Linked DNA regions of Homo sapiens: region 1 is linked to region 2. The links are chromatin loops, found by intact Hi-C in ENCODE. Cell type or tissue: PC-3. All regions are shown on one strand. Each heading gives the region's core, and the rest is flanking DNA. Links, peaks and the distances in the headings are about the cores only.

Evidence for each region. Hi-C counts contacts between places; a loop is a spot of excess contacts. Peaks named below come from ENCODE experiments on the same cell type or tissue, not always from the same donor. Only the 100,000 strongest peaks of a DNase experiment are listed, where the experiment ranks them.
Region 1: it touches region 2 in a loop (2.7-fold over the local background); 1 of 110 quality-filtered maps calls a loop at or near these places.

Annotation. Positions count from the first base shown.
Region 1 is chr7:84,055,257-84,064,412 of GRCh38, forward strand. SEMA3A (semaphorin 3A) reads right to left here. Exons shown (of 17, transcript NM_006080.3): 5 at 5,209-5,302. Among named protein-coding and RNA genes, the nearest start is that of SEMA3A, 130 kb to the right of the region's middle. RefSeq lists enhancers at 1-150, 151-742. In PC-3, for the core only: no CTCF peak of the experiment used is centred there; DNase peaks (open chromatin) are centred at 3,605, 4,945 and 5,625; H3K4me3 peaks cover 1,366 bases; H3K27ac peaks cover 3,858 bases.
Region 2 is chr7:83,972,048-83,981,203 of GRCh38, forward strand. It overlaps SEMA3A (semaphorin 3A), which reads right to left. Exons shown (of 17, transcript NM_006080.3): 15 at 5,085-5,149. Among named protein-coding and RNA genes, the nearest start is that of SEMA3A, 220 kb to the right of the region's middle. In PC-3, for the core only: a CTCF peak has its summit at 4,380 (motif pointing right); no DNase peak of the experiment used is centred there; H3K27ac peaks cover 747 bases.

The DNA.
Region 1 (9,156 bases), core at 2,020-6,019, 83 kb after region 2:
GTTTACCTAATCAAGCCTGGGCAATGGCGGGCGCCCCTCCCCCCGCCTCGCTGCGGCCTTGCAGTTTGATCTCAGACTGCTGTGCTAGCAATCAGCGAGACTCCGTGGGCGTAGGACCCTCCCAGCCAGGTGTGGGATATAGTCTCCTGGTGCGCCGTTTTTTAAGCCCGTCGGAAAAGGGCAGTATTCGGGTGGGAGTGACCCGATTTTCCAGGTGCCATCCGTCACCCCTTTCTTTGACTAGGAAAGGGAACTCCCTGACCCCTTGCGCTTCCCGAGTGAGGCTATGCCTCGCCCTGCTTTGGCTCGTGCACGGTGCGCGCACCCACTGACCTGCGCCCACTGTCTGGCACTCCCTAGTGAGATGAACCCGGTACCTCAGATGGAAATGCAGAAATCACCCGTCTTCTGCGTTGCTCACGCTCGGAGCTGTAGATCGGAGCTGTTCCTATTCAGCCATCTTGGCTCCTCCCCAAATTATATGTTGATTCTTAAGCATAGTGTTAATTTGACAATTTTCAGATCCTAATAGAAGTCTTTTTGAAAATCTGAAGTAGTGTATTAGTTAAATGTTATTCTGCAATTATTCAAATGACATTATAATTGAGATACATACTTTAGAGCTGTTCACATATACTAAGCCAATTGTGAAAGAAATAAACATTTGTCCAATTTTATTAAATTGATGGTAGAATCATATATCTAGAAATTATTGTCTACATTAAAAGGTGGTTGTGAATACTATACCCTACAAGATCTTTAAGGCTCTCCAAAAAAATACCACATGGGCAGTTTAACATTTCAAAAATAATATATTGAACTAAGACAAATTTGTGCTGACATATGTAAACTATCATTCAGAAACTGTCAAACACAAAAGTTACTATTTGAGGATACGACCATTCTTTCTTAACTGGAAGCTTTCTTAACTCTCTCACAGGAGAGCATACTTTACTGAGATGAACAAAAACAGTTTTGTGAACTGCATTTCTATTATGGCTTAGTTGCCTGAGAAGTACGTATTAAAAACAAAAGTTCATATATACTCTAGACTTTCTGCTCAAAACTCAAAATGAAGTAAAAATGTGGCTTAGATCAGTGAATGTATTGGATTACAATTCCTAAGAAGGGTGTGGTGAGGAGAAACAGAAGGTGGAAACAAAACCACATTTCCTGATGAAATTGCAGCATTACTAACACAGGTGAAAAGTGTGACATGGATGTGAGCAAAATATCAAACAAACTTAAACACCAAGCCATTATGTTGTTAACACCTTAAGTAAATTCCACTCACAGAGTACCAAAGAAATTAGAAACAGAAGGGGGAAAAAAAAAAGAAAATACCCCCTCTATCACACACACAGAAACACACACACACACACATACACACAGAGCACGGATGCAATCCATGGATGTAAGAAAAATTTTACACTATTATATTTATTGAGCACCTTCTCTATATCAATAAATATTTTGGCTTCGTTACTTATGTTGTTCTTTTAAAATTAAAATTTTTCAACAGTTTATATGTCTACATGGTATAAAATTGAAAATGTAAAATTTATAAGGTACCAAATCTCCCTCCCAGCCTTTCTACAGGCAACTACTGCTGCAAGTTTGCTTATTTTATCTTTGCATATATTAAAGAATTACACAAGCACCGAAAATAATAGTATGCTATTACATTGTCTTATTTCTCACAACACACTAGTGAAAGTAATACTGCCATACCATTTCAGGTACAAGGAAACTGAGGCTCAGAGAGCTTCAAATAATTTTTTCAATTGTATCTAATTAACTTAGAGAGTTCCTTATTTGCTCTAGTATCAAGTGAGAGCATTTTGTAATGTCAAATTATGCTCTTTCCTGAGACAAGACAGCATTTTGACTTGAGGATATAAACTTAGCTAAAAGTCTCAGACCTTTGAAATAGGTCTCAATAATACCTCTTAGGGATGGAATATTTCTAAATTATTAGTGCTGCATTGCCTGGAAAAGATTTCAATGAAAAAATAAAATTGCTCTCAAGTTGACTGTTCTTTCACATCATGAAAATGTGAGATAGTACTTAGTGTTGGAAAATACTGAGGCTTATCCTTGTGCTATGTTCACATCTGGCATTTATTATTAGCAGGTGAGTAATTGCTATCTTTAGTAAAAGATTTTTTAAAACAAATTCATAAAAAAAATTTGCAGGTGGATGAAATAAGAAAGAGTAAAAAAAATAAGGCCAGGCGCTGTGGCTCACACCTGTAATCCCAGCACTTTGGGAGGCTGAGGTGGGTGGATCACGAGGTCAGGAGTTCGAGACCAGCCTGACCAACATGGTGAAACCTTGTCTCTCCTAAAAATTCAAAACTTAGCCAGGCCTGGTGGCACATGCCTGTAGTCTAAGCTACTCAGGAGGCTGAGGTAGGAGAATTGCTTGAACCCGGGAGACAGAGGTTGCAGTTAGCTGAGATGCCACTGCACTCCAGCCTGGGCGACAGAGCAAGATAAATAAATAAATAAATAAATAAATAAATAAATAAATAAAGACTGGAGCAAATTCATCTTGACAAAATGATCACTTTTAAAGGAGATTGCAAAATTAACTTTACTATTTTGGTTTGAAAAACTTAGGACATGTTCTTGGATTTGGGGACTTCATTCAGTAGCTTTGCATTGCTCAAGAGAGAATCCATATTCTCAATAGTCCTCAGCTTAAAAACCCATGGCATTTTGGGAAGAAGTCATATTAAACCTTGCTAGTTTTTGTAAACTAAAAATTTTAAGCTGTCATCTGGTTTTAAAGTTTACTACTGTTTGAAACTACTTCTTTCCTAGTGGGATTGGTGGTATAAAAAATATTTGCTGCCAAGATCCATCTAGCCAGTTTACAGATGGTTTGAGCCCAACCTGAAATTTTATTTCCCAGTATTGGGGAAGGAAGAAGCCTAGAACCACCTTAAAATTTCTATCTTATTTGTACCAATGAGGAAGGTGTATCCAAAAGCTTTTGGGAACATAGGTTTTCCCAATGGCCATTTTCTGATATACAAAGTACAACCTGTATATTTCTGAGACAGCTGTTACCCTTGTATGTAAAAGAGTTTGGGAAGTGCTGTAGAAAATATTTATGTTAAAAAGCTCCATTAAACTAGTGAGCATTCTTTTTAGAGCAGTATGAGAGAAAATGCCAACGAAAACCCAACAAGGGGAACTAAATGTACCATAAGAGGAAGAATTTATAGCACAGTTATAAAGAAAGCAAATAACTTCAACACAGAGAGTTTCAGCTCTTGAATTAAAATGGCGTTTCAGGTATTTTGAAGGATTTTGCCAGGTATAATATGGCCTGTTTCTTTTTCTGTATCTTGCTATTCAATGATTTCAGAAGTTAATTTATTTGGTCTTGTCAATAAGCGCTACATACCTCTGAAAATTACTAAATTATTTTACCATATTGGATAGGTTAGGTCTGCACTTCCATCTGAAAGTTCTTTTTCTGAAACACCTATTGTTCTTTCTAGCCACGTCCTCTTCCTGACTCACTGAACTTTGCTCATTCTCTCTGCCTTTTCATAAACCTATATAGCTTTTTCAAAGATATTCAAATATAAAACTAAAACTGTGGAGTTTCGTTTTCTTTGTGGACTTTGGGTGGTTGCATACCATATGAACTAGGTAATACCTACTTGTCATCATTCTTTCTCAGCGGAATATTAAAATAAATAATCAAGCAAGTCCCTACTGAGAAACATACCATGAAGTAAAGCTGCTTTGGGCACACTTTAGCATACTGCTTTTTAAGGAATACCTATCCTTTTTTCAGTGTGCAATTTAAATAACTATAAGCTGTAAGTTCATACAAAATATGACTCCTACCCTTTGTTTAAAACAACGTTCAAATTTCAGCATGTATTTTTGAGGAAGCCATCCACAAATAATCACTAGACCAACCATAAATAGGAAAATTGTAAGTGTGCTAGGTATGCTGCCTTCCTTCAGGTCTTAAACTTTTGTTAAAATGCTGCATAAATGCATGAAATGGACTAAAAGTGTCCACATTTGAAAAGCAACAGAGGAGATAATTCATGCCACAATGGATTTCTTCTTAATAGAATAAGGATCAGTGAAACATGGTGACAAAAGAAAACACTAGAAAATACAGAAAAAATATATATCTTCATGGTTAATATGGCAGTCAATATGACTAGAGTTTATTTTTCTGAGTAGGAAAAAATTATAAGAAGAGAAACATGGAAAACTTTATAAACTTATGACATATCAGATAACCTAAATTTAATTTTTTAATCAAGATTTATTATTTAAAATTTAATTAGAAATTTTAGATTTGAAAAGTTTCATTTTGTTGTGCTATTAAATAATTCTTTTGCATATTGTATAGAAAAGGAAAACAAAAAGGTACATAATTTCTACACAATTATGTAGAAAAATATGTTCAAGAACAGAATCATGACCCAGAATTTTTTTATGTTTTAGGTTGTTGGTATGCTCAAAATTTAAAAAATAAAAAAGAAAGGAAAAAATGATAAAATAAAGAGAAAATAAAAAATTTAAAAATTGCTTCATGATTTGCCACTTTTTGTTTGTGTATTTAGTTAACTCCAGTCCGGAGGTAGTTAAGAGTCTGGAAAAAATTCTTTATTTTTCAATACAGACTAAAGTTTTATCTTATTTGTATCTACTTCTATTATTTTGAACTATAAGCATTCCCCACTTATCAGCAATGCTAAATGAAAAGAGGAGAAAGCTAGAAAAGATGATGGTTACAGAAAAAGGTAGAGGACGTCACATCAAATATTTTGTTAGATTTTCCAAAAAAGAAGAGCTAATTTCATAAAAGGTGAATACAGAATGTAACTTCCCTTAGCCTGTATATGTAATATGTATATTAGGATGAGCCAGCACAAGGTAACACAATGGGTCTCTGCCAACTGTACCAAGTGGGGCTGCATAGTAATTGAGAGGCCATTTTAAGATCCTATTCCATTTCCATTAAAAAGAATCAGACTAGTTGGTGCAATAAGCAAAATAGCATTTAGTGTTTCTTCTTCATTTTCAAACATTTGAATATATCACAACTAATGTCCTTCTAAAACAATTATTATTTCATAATGGAAAATCTTGGTAGATAAAAAAGAACATACAACCTGTTTGTTATTTATAGAAAACTCACTATTTAATTGATTGTTGACTACGCACCTATTAAAAGGGATGCTGTCAGCAGCTTAGGGTCATATGGACTCTTCCCACGGCCGTTTTCAAAATGTGAGTTCTCCAGCTTAAAAATATTGTCCTGTGGATTTAAAAAAGAAAGAGAAAAGGGTTTCCTTTATATATAAAAATGAGTGTTTTCAACACATCAGTTAATCAGAGAGATGTCAAGTATTCATGTCCAACACAAGAGTTATTTTTATTTGTTCAAATTTTTGAGATGGCAAAATAAATCAAGTGTATTGAAAATAGGTAATACTAGCCAAATATCTACTTAGCTTAATGATATTTAGTAGCAGTTAGCACGTTGCAAACAATAATGTGTAAATAAACTATAAAGAACAGGATGTGTCATGGTAAGAGGAGAGTGATTATTTTATCACACAGGTATGTTATAATCTATCATAATGGCTTTTGAGGAAAGAATGTTAAACTTAAATAAAATGACTCATTTCCTTCCTTTGTAGAAAAGAAAAATAGCAATTCACTACGTTAGTTGTCTAGAATAAATTACACAATCTTGTCAGTATGTACTTTCCAGAAGACATGTTAAATAGCCATCAAATTTATTTTCCCCACTATGTCCTTTGCACATCTTTGGTGGCTACGTGCTTCTTGTGTATTTTTAAGTTACAGCAGCAGGTGAAGTGCCTGAAATGCCTCATTCACTTCTCTAAGAGGGAAATATCCCAGGTTAGGAGAGCAGTGTGCCTGGAGGTGGTGTCAATGGAATAACAAGCACATTATTACCACGGGAAAGCCTGCTCTGTTGGGTCCCTAAGTACTCAGAAACAGGAATGAACTTTTGACTACCTATAAAAAATATACACATGTCTCAAGGTAGAATATGTGCAGGAAAGCATGACATCAAAAATCTTGATAAGGAGATAACTAATTCACGCTTGAGACCCTGTTGTCAGAATGTGTCTACCTACTGCACTCTATATGTGACAGTGGAGTAAATCTGGGGACATTTCTGAGCATTCTTTTAAGAACCAAGTGCCCTGGGAATTAATTAGATAAGAATATGTATGCTTTTTCCAGTAGTACATTAAGTTGTCCACAGACTGAAATAAAATAGCTTTTTATTTTTTGGCAATTTCTCTACTATTCACATAAAAGTATTTTCTACCATCTTGGTATATTAAATGGTGTCCATTTTATGATCAGTAGGGATCATTTTGTTTAACATTTAATATTTCTGATGGAACTAATGGCAGGGTTTCAAATTATTACTCTTAAAACTCATTTGAATTAGGGACGAAAGTTAAAAAAAAGGAAGAAATTCCAAGTGTTCTGTTTTTACTACTGTGAATGAGAATTACCAATTCTAATCTTCTTTCTTTGCATTTATTCTGTATTTGGCAATTAGCTGTCCTGTACCAATGATATTTCTTTAGGTTAGTTCTAAAATCTATACTGTGAAATAATTTATGGGCTTTCACAGAATTGTACTAAGTTATAGTGGAAAACGCAATGAGCCAGGCACCAGGCTTAGCTCTGGTTCTCTGGTCACTGTTTCATATCTCTGAGCCTCTGGTCCTAAAATGTCAGCACATGTAAGGATATTTAACCTCACAAGTTAATTTGGAGGGTTAAATAATTTATTTAAAACATTTTAAAAGCAGCAAAATTTTAAAAATGCTATTTATATTCTATTAATTATGTTAGTATTACCAGTATAGCAAAATAATATGGAAATTAACACAGGTTGTTGCCATTATTTTCAACTTTCCTAACATAGTGTCAAAGAAATATTACATTGAGATGTTTATATACATCACTAAATTACAAACTTTTTCACAAATACGAATTTATCATAGGCATTTAAATATTAAAATTATATGAAAAGACATATTCTATTCAAAAACTTAGAAGAATCATTAAAGAAATACCCAGATATATGTGTATTTTGATGAAAAATTAGGAAATAGGAGGAGCCAAGATGGCCGAATAGGAACAGCTCCGGTCTACGGCTCCCAGAGTGAGCGACGCAGAAGATGGTGATTTCTGCATTTCCATCTCAGGTACCGGGTTCACCTCACTACGGAGTGCGAGACAGTGGGCATAGGTCAGTGGGTGCGCGCACCACGCGCGAGCCGAAGCAGGGCGAGGCATTGCCTCACTTGGGAAGCGCAAGGGGTCAGGGAGTTCCCTTTCTGAGTCAAAGAAAGGGGTGACAGACGGCACCTGGAAAATCCGGTCACTCCCACCCGAATACTGCGCTTTTCCGGCGGGCTTAAAAAACGGCGCATCACGAGATTATATCCCGCACCTGGCTTGGAGGGTCCTACACCCACGGAGTCTCGCTGATTGCTAGCACAGCAGTCTGAGATCAAACTACAAGGCCGCAGCGAGGCGGGGGGAGGGGCGTCCGCCATTGCCAAACTTGATTAGGTAAACAAAGCAGCCTGGAAGCTCCAACTGGGTGGAGCCCACCACAGCTCAAGGAGGCCTGCCTGCCTCTGTAGGCTCCACCTCTGGGGGCAGGGCACAGACAAACAAAAAGACAGCAGTAACCTCTGCAGACTTAAATGGCCCTGTCTGACAGCTTTGAAGAGAGCAGTGGTTCTCCCAGCACGCCGCTGGAGATCTGAGAACGGGCAGACTGCCTCCTCAAGTGGGTCCCTGACCCCTGACCCCTAAGCAACCTAACTGTGAGGCACCCCCAAGCAGGGGCACACTGACACCTCACATGGCAGGGTATTCCAACAGACCTGCAGCTGAGGGTCCTGTCTGTTAGAAGGAAAACTAACAAACAGAAAGGACATCCACACCAAAAACCCATCTGTACATCACCATCATTGAGGACCAAAAGTAGATAAAACCACAAAGATGGGGAAAAAACAGAACAGAAAAACTGGAAACTCTAAAAAGCAGAGCGCCTCTCCTCCTCCAAAGGAACGCAGTTCCTCACCAGCAACGGAACAAAGCTGGATGGAGAATGACTTTGACGAGCTGAGAGAAGAAGGCTTCAGACGATCAAATTACTCTGAGCTACGGAAGGACATTCAAACCAAAGGCAAAGAAGTTGAAAACTTTGAAAAAAATTTAGAAGAATGTATAACTAGAATAACCAATACAGAGAAGTGCTTAAAGGAGCTGATGGAGCTGAAAACCAAGGCTCGAGAACTACATGAAGAATGCAGAAGCCTCAGGAGACGATGCGATCAACTGGAAGAAAGGGTATCAGCGATGGAAGATGAAATGAATGAAATAAAGCGAGAAGGGAAGTTTAGAGAAAAAAGAATAAAAAGAAATGAGCAAAGCCTCCAAGAAATATGGGACTATGTGAAAAGACCAAATCTACGTCTGATTGGTGTACCTGAAAGTGATGGGGAGAATGGAACCAAGTTGGAAAACACTCTGCAGGATATTATCCAGGAGAACTTCCCCAATCTAGCAAGGCAAGCCAACATTGAGATTCAGGAAATACAGAGAACGCCACAAAGATACTCCTCGAGAAGAGCAACTCCAAGACACATAATTGTCAGATTCACCAAAGTTGAAATGAAGGAAAAAATGTTAAGGGCAGCCAGAGAGAAAGGTCGGGTTACCCACAAAGGGAAGCCCATCAGACTAACAGCTGATCGCTCAGCAGAAACCCTACAAGCCAGAAGAGAGGGGGGGCCAATATTCAACATTCTTAAAGAAAAGAATTTTCAACCCAGAATTTCATATCCATCCAAACTAAGCTTCATAAGCGAAGGAGAAATAAAATACTTTACAGACAAGCAAATGCTGAGAGATTTTGTCACCACCAGGCCTGCCCTAAAAGAGCTCCTGAAGGAAGCACTAAACATGGAAAGGAACAACTGGTACCAGCCACTGCAAAATCATGCCAAAATGTAAACACCATCAAGACTAGGAATAAACTGCATCAACTAACGAGCAAAATAACCAGGTAACATCATAATGACAGGATCAAATTCACAC
Region 2 (9,156 bases), core at 2,563-6,562:
TATACACACACATACATATATATACACATACATATACATAGATATAGGTATGAATATATATACAAATGGTTAAACAGTCATAGGGCCAATATATTTTAATTTTATTATTCATAAATATTTTTTGCAGTAGAGTCACCAGTATCTTACTTTCAGAGATGATTAATTTGAAATATGATAATAAAATTTGCTGTGTGGCTTCAAAGTTAACTTTGAAGCCACTTGAATAGTTACATTGAACACTGTACTTGATGTCTTGTGATGTCATGGGTAATATGCTTCGTATAGGGCAGGCTGAAACTCATTTACTTAAAAAGCAATACCAATATGAAGATATCTACTGTAATATTTATTTAGTTTATACTGAACATCTGGTATGTTTTATTTTCATGATTTTATAGCAAATGCATTACAAAAGAAAGCACAAATAATCTCTATGCCAGAGCAAAATTACCATAGGAATGTTTACTTTAAAAAATCAGGAAACATGGACTTTAATGTTTCATTTACTTTTCCCCAAGAGATATGATGGGAGATGGAAAACACCCATTTGCTGAAGCAGAAACCTTCCATAAACAATAATGAAAATACCATCCTGTATTTTAATGGTATGTGATCCTTATAACTTTTGGAATAAAAAATGCAGCAAGCTTTTAAAAAAATCTTAGTTTGTAACAGTTAAATTGTAGGTGTATGAACAGGTGATCTCTGATGACATACTTAAAGACTTCAATGGAGAATAATGATACGCAAGCTATTTCAAACCTCTTCTTATTCATGTTATCTGTGCATTTGCCTTGCACACATATAATATGAATAATTAGACTTTTTTCCTCAGCAGAAGACAAGTGTCATGATGACTATCTCCAGTGAAAATATTCAAAAAGGGTTTATAAAAATCATAGAAGTTAATACTGCAAGTATTTGATTCTAAGACGCACACTTCTTTATACTTTAATATCTCTGATATCAGAATGTGTCTTACAATTGTTCTTGATCTGAGTTGAAGTTGCTTTTTTCTAGGAGAAATTCTTTCTTACTTCTGACAGATATGTGGGATCCTACTGATATGATACCTCTTTAAATTAAAGTCTCTGTCCGAAATTTGGGTCCATTCTGTTCGTGTGAATTCGGAAAGTAAATCTTCATAAATACCACCTTGTAGTTCAAGGAGTATTTTTTAATCTCTTTCTAACCAGACATGATTATGATTGAAACAGACAATTTTCCTTGCTATTATCATCTGAATAAGAGTTTATTTCTCCTTTAGTCTAGTCCTGAGTCATTTGGTGTCCCAGTTTGATGCTGGGATCATCTAGTAGACTGACCATCTTCAGCAGTTTTTTTTTTCTTAAAAGTACATAAAAGAATGGTGTATTTTATATTATGTCATCTGAGACTTGATGAAATTTGATAATTTATTAAAGGTAGGGATTACTTTTAGGGCTGACATCATGCTCATCTATCAAATATTGAGACTCCTCTTGGGGCTAAATGCTCAGATTCATCACTGGAAGAGGCTAAGACACAGACTATAATAGCACTGCTACAAAATACTAAATTTACAGTTCTACAGATCATAAAGATGGCATTGTCAAAGACATTTTATAAAATTTTGGAATGATTCTGATGCCAACCAAGATATAAATTGAGATGGACAGTTATGGAGATAATTAAGAAGATTGGATTCTGTGGACATATTACTGTGAGGTGCCAGGAAGGTAATGCATGCATGCAAAACTATTAGAAAGTGAAATTCAATGATGGCATTCAACTAGAAGATAGGATATAAAATATTTCAAAGATTCAGAAACCTAACATGATGGTACAGTTAAAAAAAAATTAGTACTGATGGTGTAGTTTTTTTTTTTTTCCTTTCTGGACATGTAAATCATAATATGGCCCATTCTTAGTGAGAAAGAAAATGGGAAGTGGTTTATAGGTAAATTGCCTTCGTCAGTCATTTTCTTGAGTACAAAGTCAGATGAGCTCCAATTTTGTACACAGCAATTATTTTACGGAAGGGAACAGATTGGAAACAACCTGAGCTTCCTCTTTAGCTTCCTGTATGAGGTGTGAGTGGGAAGACAAGAGTTGCCAGCACACATATATTAAGATTTGATACTAAAATCTCCCCTAGGTGACCAGCCACCGGCGACAGAGGAGAGTATCCTGGGATCAAGAGGAGGTGTAGCTGGATTTTTCTGTTTCACCTGGCCTAGTTCACCACTCGAGCCACTTTACATATAAGGGAGCAGAGTGCCAAGTGAGTGTTAAATGTTTCATCTAAAGTGAAATTTCTTCCACCTTAATTCTGAGTTATTCTGTATATAGTCTCTCTATTAAAACCTCTGGATGTGTAAACTATAGAGTGTTACAGAATATGTTTACCATTACAGCTGGAACTGATCATCCTGAAGTGTGTAATTTGGCTTCATGTTGCTTACCAGCTTTCTGTGAAAACATCTCATATTTTTATGCTTCCACATGAGCACATATATTTTATTCAATGTGAGAATTAATATTAGCAAGACAACATACATGATTTAGTAAGGCTGGGCTCCGGATTTTTGCCCATTTTACTTTCAAATACTGACGTCAACTATTCCAAAATAATCACTGATTCCTAATGGTAAGACTTAGCATGGCCAAATGGGAATGCCTACCTTAGTTTCCAAATATTTGAAATTTAGTGTAATTTATGGTGTATATGGTTTATGTGTAGTCATTATCAAAACAAGCAGACAAGGGGAAAAGAGGCATTCAAAAAGGAATATTTTATTGCTGGAGGGCTTGCTGGGCTAGTTTACCCTTTCCTCTCAGATATCACAAACATCTAGAGTTGTTTACCACAACCCTCCCCCAAAAGACCCTGTAACACTGAACAGTTGCACTTTCTCTTCTCTCTCCAGTGTGCATCTGACGTAAGAATCAGGAGGTAAATTTATTTACACTCACTTTATTTCTTACTTCTTATGGCTAAGCCATTCTATATGCCAAATTTTAATAGTCTTTAACTACTCTAATTTTATCAAAACACATCTTTAATATCTGAAACACTCTCCAAACCCCAGTCATTCAATGGTTAACAATATTTATGTATCCACAGTCATACTTTTCATAAAAATTCCTTTGGTCAGTTTTTCCCCATATATATTTACACTCATAACTCTAGCATGAATATAATTTTGAAATTCTAACTGAATCTATAAAGGGATCACTAAACAAATGAATATGCCATTAAGATTATATATGCATATAATCTCTAAAAATTTTCAAAACACAGCATAGTGTCCTACACATGATGGCATATAATCAATATATATTAGTCAATTGATTAATTCATAATGATGTTTCCTAAGAGAGATCTTATTTTTGAATATAATGGTGTTGATAATAACAATGTATGACATAAGGTATTTTTTACAAAAATCAAAAAGTGCTATTAGTTCAAATCTCTACTGAAAAACAAAAGTAATAAGACATGTATCTAGATTATAACTTGAAATTTTTAGATCATTCAGTCATTCAACAAATATTTGTTATCTACAATACTCATAATGTTGTATTGATATAAACCTAGAAATATACAACAAGCAAAATAATGTTTCATTTTGATATGGAGATTAAAGTCTGATTGGTTCAGTTACATTCTCCTGATTCTTTTACTTCCAGTAATTATCATTAACTCTCCACATATAGGCAAACAGATTATTTAGTGTAATGAATTAATATTTCAAAATATTACATTGCTGGAATGGTGCTGATCATAATTCAATATTTTTCCATGAAACAGATTATGAAAGATTAGCAAATATTTTAGGATTTGATTGAAATATGCTATTTGAAAAAATTTAAGGAGAGTGTTCAATAAATGCACCATACTAATGCAGGGACAGTCGTAACATTTACTCCAGTTTTGTGGTCTCTTTCTTATTTATAGTAAAGATAATCACAGATAGGAAAGTCCCTGGTGAGAAAATTTGCAATCAAAGTGGTTCCGAAACACTGGCTTTATTCATGGTTACCCGTCTCCTGGTAGTAGGATTCCCCAAACAATCCCGTGAGCATTCGTAAATCAAATACCAGCCCATCCAGCTTATGCCAAAGGGGGATCTGAATTTTAGAAAGTAAGTTTTGGAATGTATGCTGGGGTTCTATGTGTGGTAATGTTTTATTAAAATCCATAAACATGAATATTCCACACATAAAATTAGTAAATCAAAGAAAAGTCAACTGATAAATATTAACTACTTTTAGAATAAATGGCATCAAAAAAATTAATAGAATAATTATGTTAAGTGACAATGTTTACATTGTACATTTCAGCCATTTTTAACTATGTTCATTAGCAGTATTGTCATTGATAAGTTCCCCCAGCAGAGGGAAGCATAACCTCATTATTATTTCCATAGTAATATGGCATAATGTTTCAATTATGGAAAGTGGGGCATCACTACAATTTTACTGCATTTTAAGTGAAGGTTGGTTGATGTTTCTGCATTTACTAAGCAACTTTGACATTAAATAGGCTCTGACATATTTTAGGAAGCAAAAAATGAATTTGGTACAAAATGCCCAGTGTAAGGGAATACCCTACTAGTAATTCAGTGTAAAGATATCCACATTATCTTCTGCTTGACTAGGATACCCAATAATGATATATTAGGTTTATATCATGAGCATATAAATGAATCATTTTAAGGCATATTTTAAGACTGTAGTTTTTGCTTTGGTATATTTTAATGTACATTTCCATTCCCTACTCATCTCAGGTTGCTACTATATACAAAATGAAGTACTTAAACATGGCTTCTTTTTGTTAATATAAGAAAGTTGAGCTTTAAACCTTGTAAGCATCTAAAATTTTGAATTTATCATCATAATAAAACATAATTTATGATAATAAAACATAATTCAGTGCCTTGTGTTCTTTAGGATTTTCTTTCTGTAAGATTTTACTTCTCTTCGGCTGCATTTCTTTAAGTATTCTGAGAGATGCATACATTGCATGCATATGCATGAATATGCATTATTATGATTTTAGCCTGGTCTTAGCAGGTTGAAAGATGAAAAATGTGACTTACCATGGTGTAAGTCTGAACAGTGAGTCAGTGGGTCTCCATTTCTTATATCTTGTCGTCTTGTGCGTCTGAAGCAATTACATTTAAAAGGTGTTATTGTATCCTTATTTTTCCCTTCTAGGAATTTGTCATAAGAATGAAGAGAAATAAAATATATATATATATATCATAGACTCTAGTAACTTACAGGAACAGATGAATCTACATCCAACTAAAAGATTTTTTTAAAAAACAGTTCATTATACCTGTAAGAGCAGTCTCCAAGATGATCAAAATGGGAAACAAGATCCAAATGTACTAACAACATGTTAAAAGTCTTTAAAATAGTGATAACAGAGAATTCATGGCTTTTTCACTACCAGATGTCAGTCAGTAACAATCTAATGTCTAGAAACTCAAGGCCTAACTTCTGTGGAAAAAGCACAAAATTTAAAATAATAATCCATTTTTTTCAATAAAGGGTAAATTAAACTTTTTTTCTGATTATTAATGAAGGAATAAGCTTGAAAATTATAATTCACATGAATGTTCTCTTTCTCTAAATGCTTACACATAATTATTTAAATAGACTTTTGCTAAATTTTATAATATTAAGACTAGAAATTCTATTTTTAAGCTAGTTTTAAAATTTCTTTTCTTGGTTATTGTATCAACCTATCCTTTTTTTTTTTCTTTCTTTCTTTTTTTTTTTTTGAGACAGAATCTCGCTCTGTCGCCCAGGCTGAAGTGCAGTGGCGTGATCTCGGCTCACTGCAAGCTCCGCCTCCCGGGTTCATGCCATTCTCCTGCCTCAGCCTCCTGAGTAGCTGGGACTACAGGCAGCCGCCACCATGCCCAGCTAATTTTTTGTATTTTTAATAGAGACGGGATTTCACCGTGTTAGCCAGGATGGTCTCGATCTCCTGACCTTGTGATCCGCCCTCCTCGGCCTCCCAAAGTGCTGGGATTACAGCGTGAGCCACTGCGCCTGGCCATATCAACCTGTTCTTTTTTAAAACAGTTTATTTTATGATCATATGGCTATGATTGCAAACCAATTTACCTGTGAAGTGAATAAAAGCAACAATAAATGTTGAACTTAAGGGCAAGGCCTCCTCTTGCCAGAGGAATGAGAGAGAGAATAAATGAACTTACATTTAAGAGAAAAGCAAAGTTTGCTTATAAAAATCAAACGATTTCTTCTACATTCTACCCCCAGATCACATGTGAGCTGCAGCACGTTGTGGGTATCCTTTTTCTACATTTTGCTAATGGTTGCCTGGGAAGGAGGAGGTAGGCTGTAGTCACTGCGGTGCAACAAAGATGTGAAGTTCCAGGAAGAGGCTAAAAATGGAGACTGGCTATGTGTAACAGACTGGAAAAGATTGGGGGACACTTGCCCAAGTGTTTGCTGCTGCTATTTTAATGGGTATTGTCTTGCTGCAAAATTAGTTACCATCCCTAAAAAGAACTCTCACAAAGGCCGTTGAGAATTGCAAATATGGAATTTGTTACTGTATTCATAAATTTAGAAGTCTAAAGTATTTATAGATTTCTATTTGTAGAATTAGTGAAACTATCAAACAGATGTTGCACATTTCAAAATTGAGCCAACAAGAGAACTTGTGAAACACGAACTACAAAGCATTTGGGAAGGCATTTTTCACTGCCATTTAAGATTTTGAAAAATGCCATCACAAAGAATATATAAATCATGAGGCTTCTAAACATCCTTTTTAAAGACAGCGTGTCACTCATGAAATTGGATTAAGTAAAATCTGTAAGGCATAACAAAAATGTGCTAATGAAAATTCCTTCAATCTTGAATTGTAGGTATACAATAAATACTTTTCAAATATGTAATAACATATAGGTTTTAACTTATAGATGTGTTGATTTTCTTTTTATCTCTTTCCTTATTAAGAAGAGCTTAAAATTCAAATAGATTATTACTAAATTAGGTAATATTATAAACTTTCACATGAAGAAGAAATAATACTCATTTTAGTTCAAACACGAATTCCACTTTTTTTTTTTTTTTTTCGAGACAGAGTCTTGCTTTGTCACCCAGGCTGGAGTGCAGCGATGCAATCTCAGCTCAGTAAAACCTCTGCCTCCTGGGTTCAAGCAATTCTTCTGCCTCAGCCTCCCAAATAGCTGGGATTACAGGCATCCGCCACCACACATGGCTAATTGTTGTATTTTTAGTAGAGATGGGGTTTCACCATGCTGGCCAGGCTGGTCTCAAACTCTTGACATCGTGAGCCGCCTGCCTTGGCCTCCCAAAGTGCTGGGATTACAGGTGTGAGCCACGGTGTCGGGCTGAATTCCACATTTTAAAGTAAGATAATAGCCACCTAGAGTTAAATGTTTTTGAGAAGCATTAACTTTTAATCTTAAAAAATTTAATGTTACTGCTGTAAAGACTGCATATTGCTATTCCTTAAATTACCTACGGTTTCTTTAATGAACAGACATTATCTCCACAATAAGTTTTATTTTAAATTTGAAATTTCGACAAAATGAATGGTTATATAAAAGTAATACGAACATGTTACCTCAATTCTGAATGTTAAAGGTTTAATAATTGTATTTCTTATATGATATAATACTGCGTATACATTTAATATTATTAACAGGATACTGTGTTTTAATCCTTTGGACTACTTATATAACAGACTAAATTGTAGATGATTTTACACTCAGTCAATGTTATCTAAAGTGTGTAATCAAGAGATTTAAGTAGGCATTAGGGCCATTTCTTTGCTCAAATATTTTACCAAATATTCAAACTGATACAAATGTTGTAGGACATACCTCATTAGCTATGAAAATCTACATTCATAGCTTCTTTGAAAAAAATAGCTATAATAAACAATAAAGAAATCAAATTATATTGCTTCTAAAATGCAGAGGTTTCATAAAGCTGGTTCCATTTTATATTTCAATAGGTTGATATACATGCTGTTAATCTTTGGGCTCATATTAACGAGATACTGTATGTTAATTTCATCCACCATTCTCATTTCCTAAACCCTGCTAAATGTTGAAAGAGAAAGACATCCTTCAGTGAGTAGTAAAGGATATGTTTTTGAAAGGGCTATTTTGTCAAATGAAGAAAGAGTTATCTTAGCAACTTTTATTCAAGCATGTCCAAAAAAATACTTTTAAGTATTATCAAGAGTATGTTTAAGAGATATATATGTATATATATGCTGGGCGCAGTGGCACACGACTGTAATCCCTGTAATCCCTCTCAAAGGCCAAGGCATGAGGATCACGAGGTTAGGAGATCGAGACCATCCTGGCCAACATGGTGAAACCCTGTGTCTACTAAAAATACAAAAATTAGCTGGGCATGGTGGTGCACGCCTGTAGTCCCAGCTACTCGGGAGGGTGAGACAGGAGAATCTCTTGAACCTGGGAGGCAGAGGTTGCAGTGAGCCGAGATTGTGCCACTGCACTCCAGCCTGGTGACAGAGTGAGACTCCATCTCAAAAAAAAAAAAAAAAAAAAATATATATATATATATACACACACACACACATATACATATATACACATATACATATAGATATACACATATACATATATATTGCATATGCACAGATAGATATTTTACTACATGGTTTTATGTTTCAAGTTCAGACACTGCAAATGCAAGGTGATGCTATAATAATATAATAACACTTAAATTTTCTTGAAACAAATAGACGTATTTTGTGATGTTAATCAAAATTACATATATCACATATTAAAATGTAATATTTTCAAAACTAGAAATAAATTCTTCTGGACTTTTTATAATTAGGCCCCTGTGTACTACCTAAGACTCTAAAGGAAAATAAATTCCTTTCTCTGATCATTTTCTGTTCATCCAGAGACATAAATTGCCTTATTAAAGTTTAAAAATGAGACAGAATGTTGCTGGATAGAAATAGAAGAACATGTTTGGAAAACAGAGTATTTTGGTCTAAAGGGACAAGACTCAGTCTAGATTCTGTTTATGACTTTCTCTGTGACTTTTTTTCTGATTGTTTTAACTATTTGAAGAGAAGAGAAAAAACAAAACGCAACAATCCCCTCCATCTGCTCC